Linked DNA regions of Homo sapiens: region 2 is linked to region 1. Evidence: chromatin loops called from intact Hi-C (ENCODE). Cell type or tissue: uterus. All regions are shown on one strand. Links, peaks and the distances in the headings refer to the core of each region. The heading gives the core; the rest is flanking DNA.

Region 1 (15,022 bases), core at 2,576-10,575:
TCCCGCCCGCCAGCGCCTTGCTCTTCAACACTGGTCTTGTCCACCGGCGTATGTGTGTTTCCCGATTTCAAGTGTATTTGTTAATTATCTAGTTTTTAAGTAAAAATAGAGGGTAGTTTTGGTGATTGCCTGGGGTATTGGGGATATTTGGGGAGCAGTGGCCCAGATTATCTTGGTGAAAGTGGCAGCAGCTTACTTTCCTTGGAGGAGTGAAATCAAGTCCTCGTTCTTGCCGTTTGAGGGAACTGTGTTCACTTCATCAGACTCTGGGAGGGAGGGTAGGCACGAGGTTGCTGTCTGTTGCGGGAAAGCTGCCCCTCCCTGCCTGTCCTCCCAGGCTGTGCGGGCACTGGCCTCTGTCTGAAGAAATGTGCTTAGGTCTCCATGCAGAGTAGGGGTTGGAATAAATCGATTCCTACTTGTCAACTCCAGTGGGGAAGGGAATAAATAAGGGCCAGATTCTGAGAGGGAAAAAGAAAAATCTAAAGAAGACATGACTTTCCGTGCAGAGGAAGTTGGCGGTCAGGCTGGCGCGGCCCACGGTCGCTTAGATCATGAAAGGCCTCTCAGAGCCTGTGCATCCCCATGAACAGCGGCGTCAGCTGCCAAGCATGGCAGTTATATTCCCTCTTGCCAGCGGCATCCTGTGGTTTTCTCTGGTGGATCCCAGGAATTCTCCTGCCTGGATCTGACGGTGGACATATAAGACAGACAGATCCTTTCAGCATCAGGTATACACAGGGGCTTCTTCTGCGGGTGAGGGCACAGCTCAGGATGAGACGGCTCCTGCAGTTGCCGATCAGTGCCTCTGAAGCCCAGCAAACTCAGCACACCCTCGGCGTCCGGTGCTGTGGAAGACTGCTCTATCACACGCGGTTCCAGAGGGGCCAGTTCTGTCTTCCAGGAGGGCACGTATCTTTACCGCTGCCTGGGCTGCCTGGCGGGATACATGGTACCTGTCTGTGGTGCTTTCCCCATGAATAACCCTCACTTGCTTTTCCTGTGTGAGAGCACACGCACGGGCCTTCGTTACCAAGGCAGTGGAAATTGGTCTAATGAACTCTTTCTGCCTGGCCGGAGGCCTCCAGAACACAGCGGTGGGGTTTGTGGCCCCATTAGTTAGAGACCAGGCAGCCTTCCCCTGGGTTCTCTGCCCTCTGTGACAGCTGCTCCTGGGGACAGATGCACTTTCACATCCTGCCTCGCCTGGCCTTGCAGGAAGTCAGGAAGCTCTCTCAGTGCTCCCTGAAGGTGCATCGAGTCGGGACTACCCGTCAGAAGGCTTAGTGTGCCGGGCCCCGCAGGTGGCATTTGATGTGTGTCACACCCAAGAGCTCCTCTGTCACACTCTTGGGTCTGCTCACTGCCGGTAACATCAACGCCAGAGCCATCCTCTGACAGCACTGTTTTGCATTCTGTCCTTCAGACATCGGCTGAAATATGCATCTCCTTGGATTTCTGTGGCCAGATTAAGTTATTTCACCAACATGAACTGACTAGGCTGCGTCACGTCTGTTTCCATAACTTGGTCTGCCTCAATGATGGTTTTGCTGCTTGAATTGCAAGTCATTCTTGGAAAGGCTGGTCTAGAGGTTATCTTTTTTTAGCTCTTAGATGAGTGCCCGTGCCTTCTCCCAGGTGGTTGTACAACCCATGACTTTCCTAGGGTGGCACGCGATTAACTGCAAATAATTTCTTCTTCTGGTTCCCTTAAGTGGGAGAAATAGCAGAGTGGTTGAACCGAAGTTTAAGTTCTAAGAGGATATCAGATGGGCCTGTATCTGTTTCTCCTCTTCAGGCAATAGAAACCGCTTCCTCTCTCCAGAGGAAAGTGGGACTTCCCCTACCTTTTGTCATAATGGACATACTCAGGCAGTGAGGAGTCATCATTCCGCCAGAGCACAAACTGCTGGCCAGTCCCAAGAGCTTCGCGAGCGTGACCCGCCATTGAGCCTACATTAAGTTGCATGGAGCAATAGGCAGAGCCTCGCAGGCCCATCCCAGACAACACAGAGTCTCCCCTGGAAATATCTAAGAAAAGTCTTACTGGAGCATTTCTGTCCACCCCCACTCACCTTGAATTGGATACCGAGTTGTGAAAAATTATATAAAGTGGACAGTTTTTCTTTGTCCTAAAGGAATATATATTCCTCAGATAATGAATGTGAGCAAATGAGACAGAAGTGCTTCATGAAAGCTCAGCTGTTCCCTGTGTGTTTGATTTAAGAGGCACTTGTGGAGCTGGTTTGGAGCTTGGTGAACAAGGAATGCTTAGGAGGCTTTGTGAACGCAGGCGACTGAAATGACTCTGATCGTTCATTTCTGTAGGGAACATTGGCTGTTATATCGCTGATCAGTTTGTCTGAGCCTTAAGGTGTAGGGTGTTTTGCTGCGTGTCCTGGTGTGGCCCCGTTAGTTAGGGACCAGGCAGCCTTCCCCTGAGTTCCCTGCACTCTGTGACAGCTGCTCCTGGGGACAGTTGCAGGTTCACAGGCTGCCTCGCCCGGCAGAGGGGCATGGGAGCACCCTACTTGTCAGAAGGGTGGTTTGTTGCCCTCTCTGTGCCATCTTTCGTTCTCAGGGCTGTGTGGAAGCTTGAGAGGTGCATGTGAAGAACTTAAAAGGTCAGCACTTTACCAAGGGAACAAACCACACAAGAAAAGAGACGGAAGAACAGCAGACAGGACCCTGCGTGATGATTTTCCGAGAAGGAGATGTAAAAACTTGGTCAAATTTATTATTTTTCTTTCTATTGCTGCTTTTTAAATGTTATATTTCAGTATGAAAACATGAAAAAAAGCCAATCAAATATCAAGAGCCTCTATCTTTTTCCTTTTAAAGGCAAGTTTCTTTCTTGACATTTTTTTCCTCTTCTACTATTCTACCACATTTCATACCAAAAACCTCACCCACACACTTTCTCTAATTTTGTATCCTTTCTCCTGTTTCTCTCTGTTGTTAATTTTAGCTGGCATGGAATGATTTGAGCTTTGATTTTTATCTATTGGGAACTTTTTAAAAAAATCAAGACAAATTAGCAGAGGAACTAGGAGATGAATCTGACGTTGTATCAGTTGGGTCAGATCAGAACTGGAAGAGGGTGGGCTGAGCCGTGTTAGAGACGCGATTTCATCGGCCATCTGCTGAGGCAGGTTGTAGTAATTTGGGAGGGGTGGTAACTTCTCCAGCCCTCATTAGATCTAGGGTTTTGTTTGTGTTTTCTCATTAGATACACAATGGCTCCATCAGGCCAGTGCCATCATTGCTTCCATTTTACAGCCAAGGAAACTGAGGCTCAGGGGCTTTAAGTAACTGCCTAAGTCACACACAGCCTAGAATGAGGTGAACCCAATGTGGCCAGAGCCCAGACTTTTGTCCTCTGGCCCCTTTGTATAAGGCTCTTGTTTGAGCATGTTTGAAACAGTGTGGGGCTGGGCACTGCCTGTGCAGTAAACTCCCAGCCACGATGTCCCCCATGGGGCACCCCCAGGCCAGCAGCCACTTGTGTGTGGTGCCCAGATGCAGGACAGAGGCCATAGATTGAAAAGGAGGTGACCTAGCTGAGGCTCAGCTAGAATTCTGTGCAGTACAGTCAGCATTTATTGGGTACCTGCTGTATTCTAGTCCCCATGGTCAATGCCAAGGATAATCAGGAAGCGTTGTCCAGAAACACCTGCAGAGGCAGACGAGACACAAGGATCTGGGCCCCATGGTGACAGGAGCTTGGTTTGTTTTGCTCACTGCTGTCTCCCCAGCTCCTAAAATAGTGCCTGCCAGAGTAATGACCCCACAAATAGCTGTTGAAATACTGAATGAAGAGATGCAGCTTTGGTGGCGTCCTGCAGGCCAGAGAGCAGGGAAGACTGTGGGCCGGCACAGGTGTCCCAGGGAAGCCTGCTGTGAGCTGACAGCAAGGAGTGGCTTGGCAAGGGAGATGAAAATTGTTTCGTACAAACAGCTTGTCGGTTCATATTCTTTTCTATTCCCACCAAAGAATGAGACAGCTCCCCCTCCCTTCCTGCCCACACTTGTTAGCCTATGGTCTGACCCCCTTCTTGTTTGCCTGTCATGCCCATTTTAAGCTGATTTTATCTGAAGAAAGCTGGAGTGGGGGAGATCCCTGGGTGTGGAGGATTGCAGAGGCCTGCCCCTGCCCGCCAGCCCCCTGCCCGCCAGCCCCCTGCCCGTCAGCCCGAGCCCTCACGCCAGGCCACAGTGGGAGCAGAACCTCTACGGGGGTGGGGCTGGGTTGGGAGGGGCATTGCCGCTGCTTGGCTGGTGGCCACAGTGGAGGTGTCTGTGATGTGCTCAGACCGGGCTCAGACCAGAATGCACGTCTGCTCAGGGATCATCTGCCCCTGGGCCAAGCCCTGACCCTTTCCCATTCCCTTGTGCATGTGGGTGCTGTGGGAATGGCCTGGTTCGGGCCCTGGAAAGCAGAGATCTTCCCAGTATTCCCTGATTCCCAGCGAGCGGCTGGTGCAGGTGTGCACGGCTGTCTTCCTAGCATTGCAGGCTCTCCCTCCTGAGCCAGTGTCTCCTGTGGCCGCTGTGTGTAGACAGTGGAACTGGAAGCTTGGGCCAGGATCCAGACACCTGGTTCCAGCCCTGGCTTGCATTCCTCCCACACTCATCTTCAACCTGTCCCCTCTCCCTGAGCCTCTGGATCGCCTCCTCCACAAAGCACAGGGGTCGGATATATGACTCCTTGCGGCTTCCTCTGCTGCTAGATCATATGAGTCGATAATTATAGACTTACTAATGCATTAAGGACAGTTATCCTGTTTATTTTAGGGGGAACTCTCTCCAACTTGGTTTGAATATAGCCTCAGGATTTATCAAGTGTTGGATTTGTCAAGGTGACATTTTAAAGAATGTTCTAATATAATTATTGCTTTTCCTGTTTGCAGCCTGTGTGTGTCTTTGAATCGATGTTTTGGGTTTTGTACTTGCTTCCTGAATTGGTGACCTACAGCAAGGCACTACGCTACCCTGAACTACATTATGCTGAACAAGTAACCAGATCCCACTGAGCTACCCAGGGTGAGGATGGCTTGGAGGTTGTGTTACAAAAGCTACATGTTATTTTGCCCCCCCACATCACAGAGATGAAAAGTAGCATGAAAAATTCATCACACTCCAACTCAGTCTTCCCTGGCTATAGGCAGCCTGTTTCTCTGACTTGCTCTCAGATTTGCATTTCCATGTGGATTTTCTGTGCTTCTGCACTGTGTCCCTTTCTTTTGTTTCTCTTTAGTTTTTTTTTTTTTTTTGAAGAGACAGGGTCTTGCTATGTTGCCCAGGCTGGAGTGCAGTGGTGCAGTCACAGCTCACAGCAGCTTTGAACTCATGGGCTCAAGCAGTCCTCCTGCCTCAGCCTCCCCAGTATAGGTGTGCACAGCCATGCCCAGCTAATTTTTATATTTTTAGTAGATATGGGGACTTTCTATGTTGGCTAGGTGGGTTTCAAACACCTGGGCTCAAGCAATCCTCCTGCCACAGCCTCCCAAAGCACTGGGGTTACAGGCGTGAGGCACCGTGCCCGCCCACTGTATCCTTTTTTATGCCCATTTGCCCTCTCTCTCGGCCAGAGACATGGCCATAGGGGACTTTTTGGAATGGGAGGGACCTCCAGTTTCACCTCCTCATTGTATAAAAGAGGAGATGGGAGCCAGGGCCGGGAGTCACCACGGGTACCAGAAGCAGAGTGGGTCCCCTACCTGGGGCTCTCTGCCTACGGCTGGCTGCCTGGAGGCAGAGGTGTTTTATTTGTAGCACCTCCTTTTCTTTACTGTTAGGAGATCTTGAGACTGACTGGCCGTTGCCAAGGTCTGCACTATCCATGAGCTCTGAGGCACTCACATGGAGACGTGTGACATCTCCCTTGGTGGGACACCTGGTCCCAGCTCAAGTTGGAAATAGCTTCTCAAGGGTCTTTTCCCCACTTTTTCTCCCATCTGTCTCATGACAAGCCCTTTGCCTCTTTGATCCTAAATGAACATAGGGTGAGATGATGCATAGGTGAGCTGTGCCGTGCAGCTCTCAAACATGGTCATTTTTATTTTTTTTAAATTTTGCAGCAGAGCCCCAGTTTGCCGAGGTTTAGAATGACCTCTTTGGTTGGCAGCGTTCCTTTCTCCCTGGAACTTCTCTGGTGGGTAGAGTGGCCAGGGATCGGCATCCACAGGCCGGGGCTCGGCCCTGAGCGTCTGTGGGGCCTGGAGCAGTCGCCATGGCTGTGGAGCTGTCACCTAGGTAACCGACATTCCGCCAGCGAAACAGTCTGTCCACAGCAGGAGGAAATAAAAAATGAAACTGCAGCGTCAATTCTTTATGCACTACGGTTTTTTGAGTGCTACTTTGATTTTGGAAAAAAGGCTGTTTCACTTCTCCATTGGATTTTGGCCTCCGTGCCCCTGTGTGACCCTCACATTTCCTGAACCCCATGTATCTGTTTTTACAGTGTCTTTTAATGAAAGATATAATACGGACACAGTTCAGTTTGTATTCCTGAATGACTCTGAGGAGGACTGCGTTTCATATAAGTTTTTGTGAATAACTGGTAAGGCAGACATACCCTGTAACTTACTTGGTTAGGTTTGTGAGTGTTCATGTTTTTAAAATGTCCCTTCCTGTGGGGGTGTTTTTCCATTTGACGTGCTCTATTTCCTTAGTAACTGTTGCTCTGTTATGGGAGGGACTTAATGACATTTTTCAAGTGCAATATTGAATTAATTTATTTCCTGGTTAGTCCTGCCCATCTTCCCAGTATAAATAGAACCTCCATGTGTGTGTGCGTGTGTGTGTGCGTGTGTGTGCGTGTGTGCATGTGTGTGCGTGTGTGTGTAGAATGATGACCATGTGCTTGCTGCCTTGGGGGGGATCTTGACTGTGACCTTGCGTCCTGGGTAAGTTGCCTCTTCCTGTATTCCCCCCTCTCCTTCTCTCTTGATTTAAGCTACTTGGGTTTAGGGAGCTTCCTGGGCCTCAGGAGTAGCATGGGAAGCAGTGCCTTCAGGGCAAGAGGCCCAGGGTCAGTCCTGCTCTCCTGCTGCCAGTGTTGGGCGCAGTTCTTGCGCCTCCATGGGGCAGCGCTTGCTCTCTCTCTGTAGCCTGAGGGCATTTAAGTCAATGACCTCTGAAGGCCTTTGCTGGATAGGACTTTGTGGGAAGTGTAAGTGCAGCAGGCTCACCACTTGTAATCATCATCTCAACTCTTCTAGTGGGGTGGTGGGAAAACCAGCCCGGAGGGTCCCAGCCAAGCAGGCTGAGGAGCAGCACCTCCACCTGGGAAATGCCCCTTGCCAGGCGCAGCTAGGGCTGGGTTAATTGTGTAGGTGTTTGCTGAGCCTTCTCTGCGCTGTGTATAGTACTCAGGGAAGCTTCACGTAAGTGTCTTCCTTCACTCATGTGTTCGCTCAGGAAATACGTATTTACTGGGCACCTGCTGGGTGCCAAGGGGAACTGGAGGATCTGCTGGCCACTGCCTTTGCTCTCATGGCACTTGTGGGGGAGACGGGCAGGCATGGTGCAATCAGGACACCCGTGTGGAGTCGCAACTGCAGATGTTTTGGGAAGCCGACCAGGTGCTGCGGGTTGTGTAGCAGGGTCTGGACTTAGACTGGGGGCCATCAAAGAAGCATCTCCAGGGAGGGTTGTTTGGGCTGAGACTGGAAAGCTGAGTGGCAGCTCATGAGCAGGAGGCTCACGAGAGCAGAAGATTGGAGGGACGGCCGGCAAGCAGCGTTTGTTCAGCTCCTCCAACTTTTACCCTTCCACGTGTTTGCTCCACAGATGCCCAGCATGGCTGTGCTGATTGCTGGTTGGTTTCTAAACTAAAAGCACACGTCTTGTCCAGAACAGGGCCTGCAGGCTTCTGCTGACTGTGCTGGCCCTCAGAGTTTTCTCTGGGTCCTGATCACCCACCCTGCGCTGCCTGTTGGTCACCTGACACACTTACTGAGTGCCGCTGGGTTCTGGCCCCTTCTGGGTGGTCACAGTCTTTCACTGAGCAGAACGAAGCTTGCACCTCTGCTGCGTATTCCTAGAAAGGGTAGCTAATCTTTGTTGCTAGCAGTGAGAAAGAAGACTTTTTACAGCATTTATAATTGCATTTTACCTTGAAAATTGCATTGGGGGAGACTCAGAGTGTATATAGGAATAGGCACGTTATCCATTGATGCGGTAACACAGCTGTGTTCACCCTGCTTTTGTTGGGAACCGCACACATCACTGTCCTAAAAATCCTGGCCATGACCACGCTTAGACCTCATGGGAGCTATTACACACCTGTGTCCAACCTCTCTTTTAGAAGATGTAAAGTTAAGGATTGGTGGGGGTGATTAAGCCAGCATAAGAAAACTGGGAAGTTGGTTGTTTCTTCTATTTTGATCCACATTGGCCTCAGTCTTTCCCATAGCCTTTTGACATGTGGGATGTATGATAACTTCATTTTTCTAATTGACATTTTGACAAATAATAACTGCATATATGTGGGGTACAATGTAATGTTTTGGTATATGTATGCATGGTAGAAATATTCAATTCAAATGAATTAATATATCCATCACCTCACCAACTTATCATTTTTTGTGGTAAGAATGTTAAAAATCTATTATTTTAGCAATTTTGAAATATGTGATACTTTTTTTATTAACTGTGGTCACCATGCAATGCAGTACGTCACTAAAACGTATTCCTCCAGTCCATCTGAAAATTTTGTATGTTTGATCAACATTTCCCTTTTCTTCATCGTTCTTCCTCCTGCCTCTGGTAATCTCCTTTCTACCCTCCTTCTGTGAGATTGACTCTTTCAGATTCCACCTATAAGTGAGATCATGTAGTACTTGTCTTTCAATTCCTGGCTTATTTCATTTGGCTTAATGTCCATCCGTTTCATAAGTGAGATCATGTAGTATTTGTCTTTCAATTCCTGGCTTATTTCATTTGGCATAATGTCCTCCCGTTTCATCCATGTTGTTGCAAATGACAGAATTTTCTTCTTTTTAAAGGTTGTATAGTACTCCATTGTGTATGCATACCATGTTGTCTTTATGTGTTCATCCACTGAAGGACACTTAGGTTGCTTCCGTATCTTGGTTATTGTGAATAGTGCCGAAATGAACACGGGAGTGTAGATATATTTTTGACATACCTATTTCAGTTCCTTGGATATGTACTCAGCAGTGGGATTGCTGGATCATATGGTGATTCTATTTTTAGTCTTTTGAGGAACCTCCATACTGTTTTCCGAAATGGCTGTACCAGTCTCCATTCTCACCAACAGTGTACACGGGTTCCCTTTTCTCCACATCCTTGCCAATACTTCTCATCTTTTGTCTTTGATAATGACCATTCTAATGGGTGTGAGGTGATAGCTCATTGTGGCTTTAATTTGCATATCCCAGATGCTTAGAGATGTTGAGCATTTTTTAATATATCTGTCAGCCATTTGTATATCTTCTTTTGAGAAACATCTTTTCAGGTAATTGCCCGTTTTAAAAATTGGGTTGTTTTCTTGCTACTGAGTTGTTTGAGTTCCTTACATACTTTGGATATTAGGCCCTGATCAGAAGTATGGCTTGCAAATATTTTCTCCCAGTCTATCGGTTGTCTCTTCATTCTGTTGATTATTTCCTTATGATAACCTGATTTTTAAAAAAAGTGAGGTAGCATAACTTCTGCAATGAAACAAATAGACAAAATTCCCACAATAAAACAACAGCAAAAACCTCCCTGCAGTTTGGTTTTCTCTCTGAGTTTAGAGAATGAGAACAAATAAAGTCTAGCATATTTGCACACCAAAAGCATCATCGAAAAGGGCAGAGAAAAATCAAAGCTTTAGGGCAGGTGGGCTTCTGTTTTTATCTGGCAGGATAAATTCCATTTCCCAAAGTTCATGATGCTAGTGCAACTAGTTTTCTTCCGAAGTTCCTGTAGGACCTGCATGTTGGCCATTTTTAGATGGAATGTTAGAATTCAGAGAAAAAATGTTTTCTCACATTTTCAAGCACTTCAAAGCTACCATTTACACAAATAATTTATTTTTTAATTAAAATGTTACCTGTTCTTTAAACTTGAGGACTCCTACTGGGCCATACCTTATTAACTGAGAATGTTACTATAGATACATGAAGGTAATAGAATTGGATGTCTTAGTATCATTAAAGTACTTCATTAATTTATAACATACTCCTTGTAATTAGTACGTATCAGTGATGTGTTACTTCACTACCTTCTGTTTATAGCAACATGTGATTAACAGAGGGCTCCTTTCTGTTCTGTGCTCTGTTCTCTTAAGTTCTTTTTCTTTAGTTTGATGATGAAAAAGAAGAATGAGATTACATTTTCTAAAAGTTGGTTATAAATTGATTAGGATGAAGTGATAACATAAAAGAGGTTTCTTTTCCTGAATATTGGAGACTGATATTCAGGATTCTGTTTTAAAAGTCTGATCCTTTGGGCTTCTGTCATTCTTGTTAATATTGCTTTATGTTTAATGGAACATTAAAATATCTGAAAAACATTTTGTAAAATGCTTTTATTATTATTCTATTTTTTTTTTTTGAGATGGAGTTTTGCTCTTGTTGCCCAGGCTGGATTGCAATGGCGCGATCTTGGCTCACTGCAACCTCGCCTCCCGGGTTCAAGTGATTCTCCTGCCTCAGCCTCCCGAGTAGCTGGGATTACAGGCATACACCACCACACTTGGCTAATTTTTTTGTATTTTCAGTAGAGACAGGGTTTCTCCATGTTGATGAGGCTGATCTCGAACTCCTGACCTCAGGTGATCCTCCCGCCTCGGCCTCCCAAATTGCTGGGATTACAGGCAAAATGCTTCTATTGTTATGTAACATATGGAGCAGTTTATAGATTAAATTTGCTTTTCCTTCCTATTCTCACTAAAAAGTTAATGTGGGCATTTGTTTTCCTTTTAAGAATCCATTTTTAGGCCAGGCATGGTGGCACATGCCTATAATCCTAGCACTTTGGGAGGCCAAGCCCTTTGTGAGGATTGCTTGAGGCAGGAGTTTGGAGACCAGCCTGGGCGGCTTAGTGAGACCCTGTCATTCATAGATAGATAGATAGATAGATAGATAGATAGATAGATAGATAGATAGATAGATAGATGGATGGATGGATAGATAAGATAGATAGATAGAATCACTTTTAAAAACTGCTCCATGCAAGTCCTGCATTTTCTTCCTGGAGTGCTGACCAGTGGCCATGCACCACAGACCCCAGTCTAAGGCCTTGGGAACCAGCTTGAGAAATGAGTTTCTTCCCCGAGGTGTCTGTGAGGGCAGAATGGCCCAGGAGGGACATTTGAACCTTAAGAGGAGCATAGCTGTGGCCTTGGGGGCAGGTGGATCTCCTCCCACCCTGGCAGCCCCTGTGGGAGCCCCCATGCCCACAGTGGGGTCGTGGAGGCAGCTCCGTGGCTTTTCCTTTCTGTCCTGTGTAAGCCTGTTAATTGTAATGCTTCTGCTGGTCATCAGGAAAGTGACCTCTTGCTTTTCAGTTTCAGAGGCGGAGCACAGAGAGCTGCGGCTGGGACAAGGAGCACCCGCGTGCAGGTGCGACCCTGCAGGATGCTGGCAGCGGCGTGGCCAGGGGCGCCCGTGTTCTGAGGGCCTGAGGGCCAGCCCCTCCACCCGCGCCATGGCCTCCGCGCCCTGGCTGGACGGCTGACGGGAGCAGGGACCGCCGCCGCCCAGGTGCCACACCCAGGTACCGCCCGCCCGCGCGAGAGCCGGGCAGGTGGGCCGCGGATGCTCCCAGAGGCCGGCCCAGCAGAGCGATGGACTTGGACAGGCTAAGATGGAAGTGACCTGAGCCTCGCCCGGCGGCTTCCTCGACGGGACAGCGCAAGAGTTGGAGCACAGGCTTGTCCGGGGAGCAGTATGCCGGAAGCTGGTTTTCAGGCCACAAATGCTTTCACAGGTGAGCATGCTCCAGGTAATCCGAGGCTTTGCCTCCACTCCTGGGAGGCAATAAACTCCCAAACCACTGCATGCAGTGAACCTACCTTTGCAGTCAGGAGCTGAAGGCCAACGCAGTCAAGGGCTCAGGCTGCTGTGGTGACTGATTCTGACAAAATAATAATGTGTTTTCCTTCGCTCTCTCAATAGCAGTTTGAAAAAGTGTTTGACACTTTTTGCTTCTGTTTTTGTTGAATGATAGGATACACACAATATCCTGCAGTATTCGCAGCGTCTTCCAAGTCTCTGTTCTCTAAGGAAATATGTCACTTGCTGAGCGAGGGTAGGGGAAGTGTGGTTTCTTTACAGAACCGGGAAGATTCTCCGAGGGAAAAGATTAATTGCCGATGTGTGCTTGGTGCCTCCCCATCTTTAATTTCTCACATTTATTTGTGTGCTTGGGGCAACTGGGCAGAACTCGTCTTGCAGTGAGCGGGGAGAAGTGGGACACCCCAGTGTGCTGGTGATTTGGCCCTGGCTGGCAGTTTGTAGGGAACCACACAGTCTGGCTGGTGCCCAGAGCCCTCGCCCAAGACACAGGAGATTTTGAATTTGGATCCTGGCTCTTTTGTCTGATTCATGTAACATTCCAGGAAGCCACTTAATCCTCTGGGCCTCTGGCTCCTCGTAGACAGACTGGGCTCCGTGACATTGAGGAACTTCATGGAATCCAGGGAGAATGTGTTTACATAAAAGAGGTTTTGTGGAGGTTGCCTTTCATTTAAGAGAAAGATGGTAGAAATAGTCACAAGAAGTGACCCTATTCTCTGGTTCCGTGAGTCCCAGAAGTTTGCAGCTTTTCAGATTTTGTGGAGGGAGCAGGTCAGGCTGTTGGGATGCCTGGAGAGAGGGGCAGGGGCTCAGGCTTGATTGGCATGGGCCTTCTCCTTGGATTAGATGTCAGCTCCTAGACAGCCTTGCACTCCTCCGCAGTCGCCGTGGCTTCGGCGTGAAGAGATGGAGCGCCGCTGTGGTGCCTCTCCAAGGAAGAACGAGGGGACGGGTCTTCCCAACCTCGGCCGCTTCCGTGCGCACCTGCAGGCGACCTCCTGAGGCAGCTTGCACCACATAGTCTGTGACATGGGGTCTCAGTGACAGTGCCTTCCCCGAGTTGTGGGAGGTGGGTCAGGGCCCGTGCTGGTTAGCTTGGCAGCTGTGTAGATGTCTCCCTCTGGATTGTGAGGGGCTGGTTATTCTCTGGCCCATGTGGATGAGCTCCGCAGCTGTGTACACCTTCCTCCCAGGTTGTGGTGTGCGGGTCATGGCCCATGTGGATGAACTCTGCAGCTGTGTAGACGAAGGGTTGGGGGAGCACGTGCAAAGCTAAGCTCTCTTGAACCATCTTCATACCTGCAGCCCAGCTGTCTAGAAACCCTGTCCTTCCTCATCCTTACTGTGTGTGCTTCAGCTGTTTCCGTCTCAGGAGCAGCTCCCTCGTGGATACTCCTCCCCTCCAGGCAGGGATGGGCAGCTCCCTCATGGATACTCCTCCCCTCCAGGCAGGGATGGGCAGCTCCCTCGTGGATACTCCTCCCCTCCAGTCAGGGGTGGGCAGCTCCCTCGTGGATACCCCTCCCCTCCAGGTGGGGGTGGGCAGCAGAAGCAACTGAGAAGTGGCTGGGTGTGTGCTCAGCCTCCTTGTCCCTTCTCCCCACACCCCAGGAGGCAGCTGGGGAGGAGCGGCACCTAGGATTTGATGTAAAGAAGCTCTTCAGAGTAGTTCTGGGAGGAAGAGGGAACAAGAAAAGAAAAGGAAGTGAGCATGGGACAAAAAGAGCCCGAGGAAAAGTGGCACACTCTTAGGAAGCTGCCCTGACCATGGACCTGACGGCAGGGTGGAGGCCACAGGGTGGCCCACAGAGGCCAGGGTTCTGGGGCCGTCTCCTCACCCTGCTGCACCTGATGGTGGTCCACGTGGCTCCCACTGAGACACCCACGCCATCCTCACACTCTGGGGTGCTGGGGATACCTCTGCCCCAAAGGAAAGGGAAAGGCCAAACTGAGGCTCTGTTTAGAATACTCAGAATCCTGTGGTTCTGCCTGGAGGATTCTTGCAGATAGGACAGTACCTCTCACATATTAAGCCAAGGTATATGTCAGCTGCTACCCCTGGGGCCTGTGTCACCCCACCTTCCTCCCCACTTGCTCACAGTCACCCACTTGTAGCTCCTCCCCAGCTCACGTTTTTTTTTATTTGTAATTTATGAATAAAAGCTTTCTATATTGGTAGGTTCCAGTGAGATGTTTTGATACATGTATGTGTTGTAGAGTGAACAGGTCAGGCTAATGGGCTCTGCTCATCACTGCACATTTTATCATTTCTTTGTGCTGAGAATACTTTGGCTCCTCTCTTTCAGCTCACATTTATGAGTTTCCCAAGAATCTGTTTCCTTACTTTGGCCTCTTCCCCCCAGTGTCAGCCTGGCTGAGGAACAAGGTGTGCCAGCGGCAGTGGTGGGGTGTTCGCCACAGCCGCCGTTTTGGAGCCACAGTGTGCCGGGAGCCGTGCTCCTGCTATGTGTCCTTTGCCAGGTGTCACACCAACACAGCGCCGCGCGGGGCACACTCAGTGCAGGCAGGAACTGGCTGGTGCCAGTGGCCTCTCCAGATTGTCCCACGCTGTGTGGCCTTGGGTACACACGGGTTCCCTGGGGAGCTTCCCTACCACCTGGGTCTCACCCTCAGAGACTGAGGTTTAATTGGTCTTGGCATCACCTAGACCTGCTAAATCAGGACTCTCATCCTCACAAGATCCTAGGTGCTTGGCTCACTTTAAAGTCTGGGAAGCACTGGGAGCTGGCACCCAGCAGAGCAGTGTTCAGAGAGAGGCCAGGGTGCTTGAGGGGGTCATGTCTCAAAAAAAAAAAATCACCTGACTTGTGCCATTCCTTCAGCAGGGGGGATCAAAATAATGGGTCTGCCTGTTCTCAGACCATCATGTGTTGAATAGTGTTCACACTGTTGGGTGCGCCAGCACCTGCAGGGTGGCAGTTTTAGCTTCCCCATCTCTCTCTAGGAAGTAACCAGCAGTGAAATAAGGA
Region 2 (15,022 bases), core at 3,415-11,414, 150 kb before region 1:
TTTTATGGAGCACTCAGGACGTCCACGCACTAGGCATAGATAAAGACATGGCTTTGTCGCCAAACTGGTGGAAGACAGGTGTGCCCACGGTTGCCACACAGGGCTAACAACCATACCAGGGAGACAGAGGAAGATGTGAGTAGACCTGCTGTCTCCTGGCTTCCTGAGGGCTCAATGTACTTTGGTCAATCAAGGGAGACTTCATGGAGGAGGCCAAATGCTGTTGTGTGAATGTTTGTGTGTCCCAGAAACTCCTCAATTGAAACATAACTCCACTGTGATAGTATTGATAGTATTGAGCGATGGGGCTTCTAGGAGGGGATTAGGTCACGAGGCTTCTCCCTCATGTGTGGGATTAGTGCCTTTATAACAGAGGCCGGAGGAGCTTGTTCACCCCTTCCACCACTCGAGGACTCACAGAAGGTGCCATCTATGAAGAATGGGCCCTCACCACACACCAGATCTGCCGGCACCTTGATCTTGGACGTCCCATCCACCAGAACTAGGAGCAACACATTTTTGCTGTTTCTAAATGACCCCATTGAAGGTATTTCGTTACAGCAGCACGGCTGGACTGAGACATAGACCTCGGGCTGAGACTTAGCAAAAGAACAGATTTTTTTTTAAGGTGAACAAACAGGGAAAGAGTAATCTAGTGGGTTGCAGCGAGAAAATATTAGAACGCATATACTTATTTTTACTCCATTTTTCAAACTTTGTATATTATGTGTACAATGTACTATTACCATAGTATATGTATATAATTTATAATTTATAAATAAATATACATGACCTGTGTGCTTAGACATTTTTGCTTGTAGGAGTATATGCTTCAGAAAATTGGGGGCCCACAGGCGGGCAGTGGGAACATATGTTAAGACAGGGGGAGGGCAGGGCGGGCCATGCATGGCTGCAGGTGGGGGAAGAGGTGGGAGGGTGTCTGCGAGTGTCATGGGTAGATGCTACTGCTTACAGTGCCTGAAATTTCAAACTCAAACTCTAAATTACTTTTGTAGCTTTCAGTTGTTGTGAACTCAAAATCCACAGACCATATCTTGCTCCTTTGCCGCCCTGACTCTCCTAGGCTCCTCTTTCTGGTCCATGCTATCTGAACCCTCCAGGGCGAATCCTGACACAGGTCGGGGAGGGATTGAATACACCAGTTTGGTGATCAGAAATGTTGATAGGACTGCTTTATTTGTGTGGAGAAATCTTCCTTAGGAGGGTGAGATTATTTATTCATGCTCGGCGCAGGGGGACCCTTTTAGGGCCCACATGCATTTATAAGAATGGAGACTTGTAATCTGGTGAAGCTCATTCCTGATGTCCAGGGTGCTGCGGGGCTGCAGGGATGAGTGAAGGTTCTTTCCCTGCCTGCATGGAATGCGCGCCACGGGCAGCATCGTCTTCGAGTTCAGAGGCGTATAGATGTCTATGGGTGAGGCAAAAGGCAGGTGGTATGGGAGGAAGCGGGAGGGAGAAGGGCAAGAGGGGTCTGGACCGGTTTTGCTTGAGAAGAAATGGCAGTGGACACATGGCTCGTGTGAAAGGTGGGTGCACGCAGACAGGCCAGAGGCTTTTGGGAGCGGGAGTGAACCTGGGCACGGGGCGCTGCTCTTGGTGAGCATGTCGGGTGGCCCTTGCCCTTTGGGTCACCATTCCTCCTGATTGCGGCCTGCCCGAGATCGCGTGAGTCTGGTTCTGGTGTGGAGCGTTTCCTCCCATCTTTGTCGAAAACCAAATCAACCAGCCACGAATGGTAAAGAAAAACAAGCCCATTAGAACACCTACCTTGATTTCATATCGAATTGTTTGCAGTGGGGAGCTCTGTCTCGACCACAGTGCTTTAATAGTTGATATTTGTTTACATTTCACAAAACGCTTACATTTCATACTGCATTCAGTTCACGACAGGAAGCCAGGTTTATCACTTTCGCATGGGAATAATAATGCCTTCTATTTGCAAAACGTGTAACTATTTAAAGCTTTTCACAGACAACATCTAATTTCATGTTCCTTGGCTTTAAGGAACAAATAATCAATGAAATGTACATAGAAGTATAATTAATGGATTTGTTTCTTCTTCTCTAATGTGGCTATTAGCTGAATGAGGAATTCAGGCCAGAGTTTATGTTATTTTAATGTGTGAAACCTAATTGGAATGTGATGCCCAATGGTTGTCCAAACCACATGGCAGGCTGTTTTCTGAAGGTCATTGGTCCCAGGGATGGCAGCTTGGTGGCTGGGCAGGCACCCACCTAGTCGATGTCATTTTGGGAGGTCAAGGGTATAGCACTAAAAACTGAATTCGAAGATACACATAGTTACATCAAGGGGACTGAGGGGGCACCCCGTGAAGCTCTCTCCTGGTGGGCCATGCAGGATGGAGTGTGGCGCGAGTACGGTGCAGGCTGGGGCCACCGCAGGGGCCTGCTCTCATCTCCTCCCTGTTAGAGGAGCGTCTTCTGGGCGCTCTTGTGGGACTTAGGAGTATGTCCCAGGTCCTGAGCAGTGCAGAGACTTGGCCTGGTGCCAGCAGTGAGGTGGATCTGCCAGTGTGGCCCCTCTCCTGTCCCACTCGCCTCCCGCCTCTGTCTGTGGCCTGTGCCCCTTTTTGCCTGGCATGGTTTGAGCTTCTGTCCTGGTACAGTTTGTTCGGCTGTGGATGCAAGTTGACTTCAGTTCTGTTTCTCCCCTTTCAACAAAATCACCTTCCTTCCCCGCGTGGCCTTGTCCGGGGGCTGCTGCTGCCCCGTGCTGTGCTCCACAAGCCTCCGTGTAAATCGCCTTCCTTCCCTGCGTGGCCTTGTCCGGGGGCTGCTGCTGCCCCGTGCTGTGCTCCACAAGCCTCTATGTCACCTCGTGCTGCCGCATCCCTTCCCCAGCTCAGCTATTCACTGTTGTCTGCAGCTCTGACTCTTCCGCTGTGGCTGCCAAGTCCCCTGATCCCCTGCTTGCGTTCCAAGTGGAAGCCGTGTGCGCCGTTCACACTGGCTTCGCAGCTTCCTGCTCTCTCCTCCGCAGCCCAGGAAGCGCCACCTCCAGCCATGCTCCCTGGAAGCTGCGTGTGGGAGAGGCGCGTGCCAGCTGTGATGCTCGTCCGAACTCAGCTCCGGACCCGAAGCTGGCAGCAGGGAGAGAAGGCTGCCACGTCTGCTGGCTCTCCCTGGTGTGGTCCTCCTGGTTCCCTGAAGGGAACAGGAGCCAGCGTCCTCATGACCAAGGCTTCAGCTCATTGTTAAAATGATTAGGTGGCAGGTGAGGCGCTTTCTGATCTCCCCTGGTCATGAGTTGTGTGATCAATGAGGACTCTAGACGATGGCAGAGGATCTGCTTGTCGCCACACACAGTGCGTTAGGGATGGAGCTTGCCACCAGTGGCGCCACCTCTTTGCAGGCGCCTGTCCTGAAGGACGTGAGCGGGCGAAGTGCTCTTGGGTCTGCTTGGACACGGGTCACTGGCCGCTAAGAAGGCAAATGCCATGCCGTTCAGATACGTTCTCTGCTACTGGATGATGTAGTGCTGCTGTGATGTAGCAAATGCATTGGCTTGTTGACTGTTAAGAGGTGGCAAGACATCAAGGGACCCTCTGGCTTGCTCTTGGGTTGGCAAGGTTGGCAGAGGGGCCCACTGCTCAGAGCCCAGTAAGAGGCGGGACAGCTGTGTTTGGAAGTGGGCCAAGGAAGCCGGCACCCTCTTATTGGAAATATTCTCCATCCTGTGACCTGTTTGTCGCTGTCTCTGGTGCTCCTGTGACCTGTTTGTCACTGTCTCTGGTGCTGTTTTATGGAAACCTTCTCTAAGCAAAGATGTCTTTGAGTATTTGTTCCCCTTCCCTCCCTGGGTGATGCAGCCTGCTGGTAAGGTGTGGCCAGCTTCAGAGCCCAGAGGAACGGGGTCTCTCCCTTAGCTGTCAGTGGAGAGAGGTTTCTGAGCCTAGAACCTTATACTCACAGCTGGAGAGCTTAGAGGCAGAGTTTTGTCGCAACTGTTGAGACTGATTATGTATTTCCATAGAGGACCTCGGCCCAGAACTCCAAACCCTAGGCTCCTACACCTACCTGCCTACCGGGCATCTCTACTCATAGGCACCTCCAAGCCAGCATGTCTAAAACTGAACTCTTACTCCCCCAGCTGCTCCTCCCTGCCCCTCAGCCCCCCAGCCCTGTCACTCCCTCACTGTCCCATTCCAGTCACCAGCATCCTTGTCTGCCCGTGGTTCAGGCCACACATCTCAGACACTTCTTTCGTCACCTTTTCCCATGGCCCAGTGCATGTTTGAAACCTATTTGTTCTGCCTCCAGCGTTCGTCCCAATATGATCACTTTTCACTGTCACCACCAGCAGTGCTCGTGTGTCCTCTCTCCCTGGGTTTCTGCGGGGCCTCTGACCGGGTGCTGTCCTCCCCACCCGCGATGGTCTGGTCTGGATGCAGCAGCCAGTGACCCTTGTAATCCCTGATGGCATGCCCTGTGCCCCTCGGGCCTCCCTCCTGCTGAGGCTCCTCACCCACGTACCCCCTCGCCGCACAGGCCTCTGTGGTTGCCCTACCCAGAACTCTCCCTGGGTGCGCACATTAGTCGCCTGGCTTTGCCCTAGGAGGCCTTCCCTGGCCCATGTGTCTCCTGCACGGGGCCTGGTCATTGTGAGCTCCAGGAGGGCAGACAATCGTCTTCTTGTCCCTGTCCTGGCCCAGCATCGGGCTGCCAGGACTGTTTGTTGAATAAACAGATGGACTGTGAGCAGGCACCTGTGAGCAGGCCAGGGGAGGATGGTGGGCAGGTCCACAGACTCGTAGGCCTGGATGGGGCTCTGGACTCCTCCCTTCTGCCAACTTCTGGGTGGGCACCAGGTGTGGGTGTGAGGCCATCTCACCTGAGCCTCCGTGGGTTGGGACAGGCCTCAGTGCAAACAGAAAGTCCTGCAGAAAGGCTGAAGTATGAGCAGCAGTGAGAGAGATGAGCCGGGGAGGCTGAGCACCTTCCATGAGCCCCGCCCCACCCCATGGACTGCTGCTCACCTACATTACATTCTTATTTTACTGTTTTCCTCTAAGTAAACTACCTACCAGAAACCAGGAGAAGCAATTGTTTTTCAGACCAACTTTTGCCCTTCCATTCTCTCCTCCCAAATTTAACTTGCTGGCTAAATACATTTTGGATAAATTAGTTATTTATTTGCTTAGAAACCAATTTATCAAGCTGTAAAAAAATCATCAGATTAGGTTGGCACGGTGGCTTATGCCTGTAATCCTAGCACTTTGGGAGGCCAAGGTGAGTGGATCACCTGAGGTTGGGAGTTCGAGACCAGCCTGACCAACATGGAGAAACCCTGTCTCTACTAAAAATACAAAAAATTAGCCAGGCGTGGTGGCGTGTGCCTGTATTCCCAGCTACTTGGGAGGCTGAGGCAGGAGAATTGTTTAAACCCGGGAGGTAGAGGTTGCAGTGAGCTGAGATTGCGCCATTGCACTCCAGCCTGGGCAACAAGAGCAAAACTCCATCTCAAAAAAAAAAAAAATCATCAGATTATTAAAGTTTATTAAATTCATCATATGTAGATGCTTTCTCTTTAGACGAGATGTCTCTATCATAACCTTGATTCTCCTAAGCTGTTTTCCTCTGTTCTTGGGATCAGGAAAAGTTCAAAGTAGAGAAAATTATGGTCTGTGAATCTTTTTTCCATCTTTTCAAAGAAGACTAAATGTTCGACAGCTACCTGGAAGTCTGACTCACCCTCCAGGCATCTGACTGTGCTTTTATTCTGGTATTAGTTTTGTTGCCTTGGATTTAAAATCCACAAGGATTGTGAAAACCAAGTGCGGAAGAAGGAGAAAAAACTGAAAAACCCCCCACATTCTAAATAGTGGTGAGGACTCCTAGCAAATTCATTCCTATTGATGGCTTTTAGCCTGTGTAATAGACCACTAGCCATGTTGCATATGCGATCGGCTTTGGTTGGATGAGTCGACTTTATTTCCCTCCCAGTCTGAGGACACATCTGCAGTCCTGCCCCTGGGGGAAGTGCACATCCAGCCCTGGGGTGGGTTGCTTTTCTTGCAGGCTGGGTGCTGATCCTTGCCTCCGTTAGGAATCTGTTTGAACCTCCACCCGGAGAACAGACTGGAAGGAAATACACCAGGACATTAAAAATAGAGGTCTTGGCATATAGTGCTAAGGATGGTTTAAAAAATTCTGTCTTTTCATCTTTTCCATATTTTCTACAATGATCATGTGTTCCTGTTTTTATAATGAGAAAATTCCCAGTTAACTAGATTTGCTAAGGGTGTGGAATAAAAAGTCACTTTCTGAAAAATTGTGGAAAACAATTTGATGTGTGTCTTTTTAAGCATTTTGGAAGCGCGGTGGAGTTGCTATGGGGATAGCAAGGTTTACTCTCTACAGAGAGTGGTTCCATCTGGCACCCGTCGCTCCCGAGCTGGGCTGGGCAGTTCTGTGCAGAGCAGTTTCTCGTTAGATGTGGAAACAGTTACACAGAGAAGCACTGTTCCATCTTTTCCCCCTGGAACCATCATTTTGCTTTGATCTAACAATAGAAAAACTTTTTTTTTTTTTTTTTTTGAGACAGAGTTTTGCTCTTGTTGCCCAGGCTGGAGTGCAGTAGTGCGATCTCGGCACACTGCAACGTCTGCCTCCCGGGTTCAAGCGATTCTCCTGCCTCAGCCTCCTGAGTAGCTGGGATTACAGGCATGCACCACCACCCCAGGCTAAGTTTCTATTTTTAGCAGAGTTAGGGTTTCTCCATGTTGGTCAGGCTAGTCTCAAACTCAGGTGATCCGCCCTCAGGTGATCCGCCCTCCTTGGCCTCCCAAAGTGCTAGGATTACAGGCGTGAGCCACCACGTCTGGCCTAGAAAAACATGTTAAACTCCTTTCTGTACCCTCTGCTTCCTCTGGGTGCTGGCGTTGCCTGTGTGGGGCTCGGTCCGTGTTTCTCAGTCTGGAGGGTTTCTGAGCTGCTGTTGGAGTGGGGGTGTCTCCTGCACCTGGTGTTCCATGTCGGACTTTCAGATCACAGTTGGAATTAATTTTCTTTTGCAGATGTGTTGACATCTTCCTCTGAGGTTACGTTTTAATTCCCCTTTGCTTTGTCCCTGGAACTGTGGACTCCCTCCCTCCCTAGTCTTGCTTGGAACCAGCGTGGTTCCATCTCAGTTTAGAGATGAGGATTGTAACATTCCATAAGGGACTGTGCTTGGGGGCATAATGTGTGCAGGTAGAGTTCTGTTTTATATTTAATGGAGAATGAAACACAGTGACTTAAGAAGCAGCAGGTGTCTCTGTCTTTGTGATCTTGGGTTATCCCTGGAGGCTCCACTCATAGAACGCTTGCTAGGCATGCTGGCTTGGGCTCTGGAGGCCAGCTTGCTCTTGTTCTGGGCTGTGGCCTTTGGCCAGTCCGAGTCCTGCTCCCTCATCTTGAAAATGGGATCATGACATCTGCCTGCTTGCAGGGTTACTCTGACTGTCAGATGAGATGGCGCAGGTGCCCGCTGGGAAATGCAGGGGACTAAGTGCATCACCCCACGTCCTGGGCACTGGCAGAGTCACTGGTGTCCTGGCTGCTTCCTCCTGTGATCTGATAGGATGTGGCTCTCTGAGGCCACCGTAGATGGTCTCTTAGTTCCCAGAGCTTCTAGTTCATATACTTAGTACCAAGGAAGGTTCTGTGGTTCATGGGCTTGTGGACAGTGACTGCCGGGTGGCTGATTTGTTCTTGCATTGGAGACAGAGGTGATAATTTCACTCCTGGTCCCACGGCCAAGTGGAACTGGGGTGATCTGTTCAGTGGAAAAAGCAGTTAGTTCGAAGACATTCAGGGAACGTGGATTCTTGTTCCTAGCTCGGTCTCCAAGTAGCATTGTCCCCCGAGCAACCAAAGATCCATTCCCTCAGTGCATACAATTGTGTGACAGCCCTGCACCAGTCACTGTGATCACTCAAGACCTCTGGCCTCAGTTTCCCCATGGAGAACCCCCTTCATGGAGGCATTGCTGTCCAGCAGTTTGCATGTGTTCTTTCATTTGACCCATGTAATTCATTTATGAGGTTGGGAAGTGTAGTGATCAGTCCCATTTTACAGATGAGGAAACTGAGGTCTAGGGAATTTAGCACCTTGTCTGAGGTCACATGCTGTTAAGATCTCGTCTCTAAAATGGGAGGCTGGGGTAGAGTCTGGTGGCCTCCTGGATGCCCACCCTGGTTCTTAAGGTCAATGTGTCTGCCTCCTTGCGAAGTCACGGTGCTTGGGCTGATTGTGAAGGAAATGGACAGTGGAGTGAGGCTGTTCCTAGCCATCCTTACCCACAAGCTTGCTCTGAAAATCCACCTAAAACCCCAGGAACTATTGGGAACTGTAAACTAACAGCAGGTGCCAGAATATCTGCCTTTCCCAAGTCTGGAGGGCATGAGATCACAGAGCCATCTAAGCATGAACCCAGGATTTCTCTTCCTTATTTTCCAGTATTGGAACTGGAGACAGATTGCTCGATGACTGGTCGTGGTTTATTGTAAAACGAGAAGGAGCCCCCTCTTAAAAACATTCTGCTGTTGGGCTGGTCCCCTTCATGCATTGCCTCTTGTTGATAGATTTTTTGCTCAACTGGAAGGATATTAGAGGTGCCTGTGCCACGCAATATTTTATGATTGATCAGTGTCTTGAAGCACTGTTGGATGCACCTGATGCCTTCTTTATTTGGGCTGTCAGTGTTCACACAAAAGGAAGACTTTTTACATCTACTCTGTGCTCTTTCTGTAATAAGCTGGGTTATTTTGGAGAGCAGGTGGGAGAACGTGCAGATGTGGGACTCAGCACCCACAGAACTGAGGGGTGGTGTGGTGCAGGCCAGAGGGCGTGGACTGCAGAGTCCTGCCAGCCTGGGTTCACATCTCTGTGAGGTTTGCACCAAATCTGGGTTACTTTTAGGATCCTGGAGAGACTCAATACCTGGGAGGGGCCTACACATAGGCAGCCTCTCCCGGGTGGTGACTACGCCTGTGTTTCTGTGTGGAAATGTGATTTTATAATGTCACGTTCCCAGGGAGCTCACTGAGATGCCTCCTGCTCCTACTCAACAGCCCTAGCCCCTGTTCCTGCCGAGGTTCTGGTGGGAGAGGGGACATTAAGATTGCTGCTTGTAAGGCCAGGCGGGTGGCTCATGTCTGCAATCCCAGCACTTGGGAGGCTGAGGTGGGCGGATCACCTGAGGTCAGGAGTTCGAGACCAGCCTGGCCAACATGGTGAAACCCTGTCTCTACTAAAAATAAGAAAAATTAGCTGGGCGTGGTGGCGCACACCTGTAATCCCAGCTACTCAGGGGGCTGAGGCAGGATAATTGCTTGAATCTGGGAGGCAGAGGTTGCAGTGAGCTGAGATCACACCACTGTACTCCAGCCTGGGCCACAGAGCAAGACTCTGTCTCAAAAAAAAAAAAAAAAAATTGCTGCTTGTAACTGCGGGCTCGAGAGAACATTTGTGACCCATGAAGCCTGCGGTTGGAGGGGCCTGGCGTTAGGGAGAGGACACTGGAAATGTTAATGCAGCTAATCCAGTGAGATTAGCCTGCTGAGCTCAGGGATTTGAGGGAACAAAGGGGAGTGCAGGGGCCACTTAGAAGTTTAAACAGACTCCCTCTCCCTTTTCACCTACGTCTTGTGTGAGGATTTCAATAGCTCCTAAATGAGCTTGCCTGAATGGCTGTGGCACTCTTTTAAATTCTAATTAGCTAGTGAATTAACCAGGATGAATTTTGATTAGTCAGAATGAATTACAGGTATTAATGATCATACAGTCTTAGAGCAAATGAAAGTAGCAGTTGTCCAGAGGGGGCTTGGGCCAGCCATCCGGCTGGAGAGACCTTCAGTAGGCTCAGAACAGCTGCGCTCATTCACTCACTGTTCCACTTTCTTGTAATGCCTGCACCAGTCACAGTGTGGACTGGGGACCAGACGCAGATGCCCTGGCTGTCCTTGGCGGGCCTGGAAAGAGTGGAGCCCCAAGTTGCCGGCTGGCAAACCTCCAGCTGTGGCCCGTGGGGTTTGCTCCATGGTGGCCTGGGCCACGCAGGCTGTACCAGCCATGAGATGCCATGGAGCCAAAGGCTGCGACTGTAGCTGTTTGTGCTGCAGCCAACCTTTACCCAGTTCCTGACTGCTGTTTGTTTGGTTTGCCATGGGTACTTCTGGGGACCTCCTGGCAGCATGCTGGCCCGTGCAACTCTCCTCATGCCAGTTGTAGGGTCCCTGTTCCTGTTTGGCCAAGGAAGGGATTTCCTAAGTGTATACATATTTATTTAGCTTTGCCATGTTTTGGATGGCCTTGGACATAGAAACTCATTGCACATTAGTTAAATAACTAGGCCAGCATTCTGAAAGACCCGACTCCAGACCTACTTCGGTGATGGAGATGGGCACATGCAGGGTCAGGGTGCTTTGAAAGAGTCACACATTCACCTTCCAACAGAGCAGCCTGAGGCTTCCCTAGTCTTGCAGGGTCAACTTGCTGAAAGCTCAGCCCTTGGCCCCAAAGGAGCTCTGAGGCCGCAGGCCCAGAGCCCCGATGTCCCCGTGAGCTGGTGGCAGGGAAGCGGAAAAAGGCTTTCACACCGCCTCCCCCACATATGCTCACAGCCTCCCCTGGGCCCTTTCTTGCCTCTCACATGGCCATCCTGTGGGTTCTTTGGCCTGGGAGGTGCTGCTTCAGCCTCCCTCGGCCTTGAGGTGCTCCAAGACAGCGTCAGCACCTGGGCTAGAGGTCCGTGCTGCCCTGTGCATCCTCAGAGTTTGACTGTAGTGTGCATGTGTGCATGCATGTGCGTGTGTGTGCATGTGTGTGCTTGTGTATATGTGTGCATGTGTGTGCTTGTGTGCATGTGTGCATGCGCATGTATGCGTGCGCACCGTTATTTTCTAATGGACTGTGCAGGCATCTGTTCTCCTCATGGACCAGGAACTCAGTGATCAGGGACTCCCCTGTTTACTTTGATATTCCAGCTGCCCTCCAGAGCGCCTAGCACATAGTAGGTCTTCAGTGACTGCCAGATGAGAGGATATTTAAATGAGACGGCAGCTTTGGAGGGATGACAACAGATTGTGGTCTAATCTCACGATTTTTGCCTGAGAGAGAATTGGCCCTACTCGAGGCGGGCTTTTTTTTTCTTTTCTTTTCTTTTCTTTTTTTTTTGAGATGGAGTTTCACTCTTGTTGCCCACGCTGGAGTGCAATGGTGCAATCTCAGCTCACTGCAACGTCTGCCTCCCGGGTTCAAGCGATTCTCCTGCCTCGGCCTCCTGATTAGCTGGGATTACAGGCATGTGCCACTACCCGGCCAATTTTGTATTTTTAGTAGAGACGGGGCTTCTCCATGTTGGTCAGGCTGGTCTGGAACTCCTGACCTCAAGTGATCCACCTGCCTCGGCCTCCCGAAATGCTGGGATTACAGGCATGAGCCACTGCGCCAGGCCAAGGCGGGCTTTATTTGTGTCTGTTGGACACCTCACATGGCACCTCACAGGGCGCTGGTTTATAAAGACCCAAACCAGTGTCGAGTTCCATGCTGGCCCCGGCGTCTGCTGTGTGCTTTCGCTGTGTGTATACATGCGGAAGTTCATTCCGGAGGCTTCCAGGGTAGCCTCCCGGGTGCTGCAGCGGGTCTCCCGCTCATCACTACTCTGTACACAATGTCTTGATACGCTGAGGATTGAAATGGAGCAGTGATCCTGCCTCAAGGTAGACAGCAAAACCCAGGCTATGTGGGAGTCAGTGTGGTAGGACTGAGGGCGTGCCTGAGGGACGGATGCAGGGGCAGAGAGAGCAGCAGGTGAAGGCTGGGCCTCCTGCTGAAAGCCGGTATTGCTGAGACTCCAGGGTCAGCCTTCCAGCTCCTCCTCCTGACTGACCGCTGGCAATGTAGGGGTGACTGTCCCAGCCTCCTGCTGCAGGGCGCTCTGCCGTCAGTAGAGAATCCTCCTCTGTCCCCGCGGTCCCCTCCCCGCTGAACAGCCTGGATCCTGCTTTCACAGGGACATGCGTGAAATGGGTCCTGCGCCGTAATTACTCCTGCTGGAGACCGGGATTGCAAAGATGACTGTCATGTTGTCTCGTGCATCTTACATCTTTTACTGTGATTAAAAATAAATGTCGTGGGGTTCACGTCCCACAGACCCTTATGTACTGCAGAGGTCAAACTGGGGCGGGTTTCTCACACGCGTCATCACGCGAGGCCAGTGTCCGTCGGGGTGTGTGTCTACAAGCACGGGGCTTCGTGGCCTATCTTTATGAACCCTCCAGGGTGATGTGAAGCCAGCCACAAACAAACACACACATCATCTGAAAACAATAACAAAAGATCGGGGTTCTAGGAAAAAGAGAAAATAGTTTAACAGAGCTTCATTAAACCAAGAACGTGCTTCTGACTTGTTGACCTACTGGAATCGCTTGTTTTCACGTCTGCAGGAAATTCATCAAAACAATTTTGTCTAGGATTCCAGTATTTCAAGTTTTACCCGGTCACGTCAGTGCTTGATTTGATCATCTGCATTTTCCAATTAAAGGTTAAGATTTTAGGAAGCTCTTTGAAGAGGTTGTTTAATTCCTGCTGGTACTTTGGTTTCAGGCCTGGAGCTGTGGCCGGGGTGATCGGGTGATTAGTGGAATCCAACTAAGGTAAGGCAGGCAAGACCTTCGTGGACTTCACTTTGATATGGAAAAACCACTTTCACACACTTACTAATGATAGATTTTTAGAACAATAGTAAAGAGGTTGGTAATATTTTACCCTTTAAAATCCCATGTAGTCTGTATAGTATATAGAAAAAGAAATAAGAACTAAATGCAAATGTGGTATTTTTTTTGCAAGCCACTCTGCATTGTTATTTTTTAATTAAAAAATTAAAAAAATAGATTTATGGGGTACAAGTGCAGTTTTGTTATATGGATATATTGCCTTGTGGTGAAGTCTTGGCTTTTAGTGTAACCATCACGTCAATAGGGTACATTGTACCCATTAGATGTACTGTTTTACTTAACTCTAATAAAGGTAATTTTGAAGTAGTTTATTTAAATCTTATCCAACAGCTTTGGCCTTTCAGGCAGCTCTGACCCCAGCTGTTCGACTTGGGTTTCAGCTGTTACACAGTGGGCTTATCCACCTACCCATCCACCCATCCATCTGTGCTGGCAGGAGCTTTCCCGGGCTGGGTGCTCTTCTCCCTGCCGGCCTGCTCTGCGCCTGGCGCCTGCTCTGCCCCTGTGCCTTCATTTCCACATCTCAGTTCTGCAGCAGCTGAGTGTCTTGGGGCTGTTTTGTATGCTGGAAGCACTTAAAGGCTTTATGTCTGACTCCAGCTGATCTTAGTTTTCCAGTCAGGCCATGTTTTCTTTGGGAGTGTTTTACAGCTGGACTTTCCAAGGGAGTAGGCCACCTTTCCATGGGCAGCATGGTGTGGGAGGCAGGGCCCCTTGGAGGTGAGAGCCAAGGAGCTGAGTTGTCCCCGGCCTCTTCCACTTCCAGCTCTTAGCCTTGGGCACGTCACTAACTTCTGTAGAGTGGACACTGGAATATCTCTCAACCTATGAGGAGGATTAATGAGACAAAATGTGGGAACAGCATTTGAAACTTTATATCAGCATCCACCCATCCACCCACCCACCTATCCATCCATCTAGCCACCTGTACACCCACCCAGCCACCCACTCGTTCATCTGTCCTTCCATCCGTGCACCTACCCACCCGTTCCTCTATCCATTCACCCACCCATCCATCATCCATCCATCCACTCATTCATCTGTCCATCCATCCATGCACCTACCCACCCATTCCTCTATCCATCCACCCACCCATCCATCCACCATCCAGCCACCCACGCACCCGCACATTCATCCATCGATTTACCCATCCATCCGTCTACCCATCCATCTATCATCTCCCCAGCCACCACCTACCCATCCACCCATCCACCCACCCAGCGACCCACCCATGCACCCGCACATCCATCCATCAATTTACCCATCCATCCGTCTACCCATCCATCTATCATCTCCCCAGCTACCACCTACCCATCCACCCATCCATCTATCCACCATGTACTCACTCACCCACCCACACATCCACCCGCCCACCCACTCATTCATCTCTCCATCCATCCATGCACCTATGCACCCATTTCTCTATCCATCCACCCACCCACCCATCCATCCATTCATCCATCCATCCACCCACCCACCCACCCACTCATGCACCCACACATCCATCTATCCATTTACCCATCCATCCATATACCCATCCACCCATTCCTCCATCCATCCATCATCTCCCCAACCACCATCTACCCATCCATCCATTCATCTATCCACCATGAACTCACCCACCCACCCACCCACCCATTCTTTCCTCTATCCATCCATTCATCCACTCACCAATCCACCATCCATTCATCCATCCATCCACCTACCCATCCATTAATCCATCTACCTCCTGTCCACTCACCCACTCATTCTTCTATCCATCCATCTACCCACCCATCCATCTATTCATCCATTCATGCACCCATTCATCCACCCATCCAACCCACGAATCCACCTACCCACCCATCCATTCATCCACCCATCTGTCCTAACATCCACCCACTGATCTACTCATTCATCTGCACATCCATTCATCCTGCCCATCCTCCACCATCAACCTTCCTATTGATCTGTCAGTTATTAAAGTTAATTGCCAAACATAAATATAAAATGTTAGGGTAAAGGCCCCAAGTTTTCTCTGTTACCTACCTACGTCTCTCTTTTTGTTATTATAATTACGAATGAATCCTTGAAATCTTTAAACATCTTTATTGACCCATGTGGGTTGTATTGTGGTTAATATTGTAGTCATTTACGTTTACACCTGCAAGTGTTGCCATCAAAAGCTTAGGCCTCTCCTTCCCTCTTCCCCCAAGACACACCCTGTCACAGCACATCCATATCCACACACACAGCAGGTCTTACTTCTGAATGTTCTGT

The links. Peaks named below come from ENCODE experiments on the same cell type or tissue, not always from the same donor. Only the 100,000 strongest peaks of a DNase experiment are listed, where the experiment ranks them.
Region 2: a loop joins it to region 1, with 2.0 times the contacts of the local background. A loop is called at or near these places in 15 of 110 quality-filtered maps.

Annotation. Positions count from the first base shown.
Region 1 is chr18:13,375,820-13,390,841 of GRCh38, forward strand. It overlaps LDLRAD4 (low density lipoprotein receptor class A domain containing 4), which reads left to right. Exons shown (of 7, transcript NM_001378100.1): 3 at 11,522-11,943. The coding sequence starts at 11,904. Among named protein-coding and RNA genes, the nearest start is that of LDLRAD4-AS1, 44 kb to the right of the region's middle. RefSeq lists enhancers at 1-498, 3,997-4,498, 4,499-4,998, 5,690-6,314 and a silencer at 1,731-2,025. In uterus, for the core only: no CTCF peak of the experiment used is centred there; DNase peaks (open chromatin) are centred at 6,252 and 6,808; H3K4me3 peaks cover 755 bases; H3K27ac peaks cover 2,546 bases.
Region 2 is chr18:13,229,746-13,244,767 of GRCh38, forward strand. The region is part of intron 1 of LDLRAD4 (low density lipoprotein receptor class A domain containing 4); the gene reads left to right. C18orf15 (chromosome 18 putative open reading frame 15) reads left to right here and starts at 9,798. Exons shown (of 1, transcript NR_146617.1): 1 at 9,798-12,331. RefSeq lists an enhancer at 9,943-10,577. In uterus, for the core only: no CTCF peak of the experiment used is centred there; a DNase peak (open chromatin) is centred at 6,416.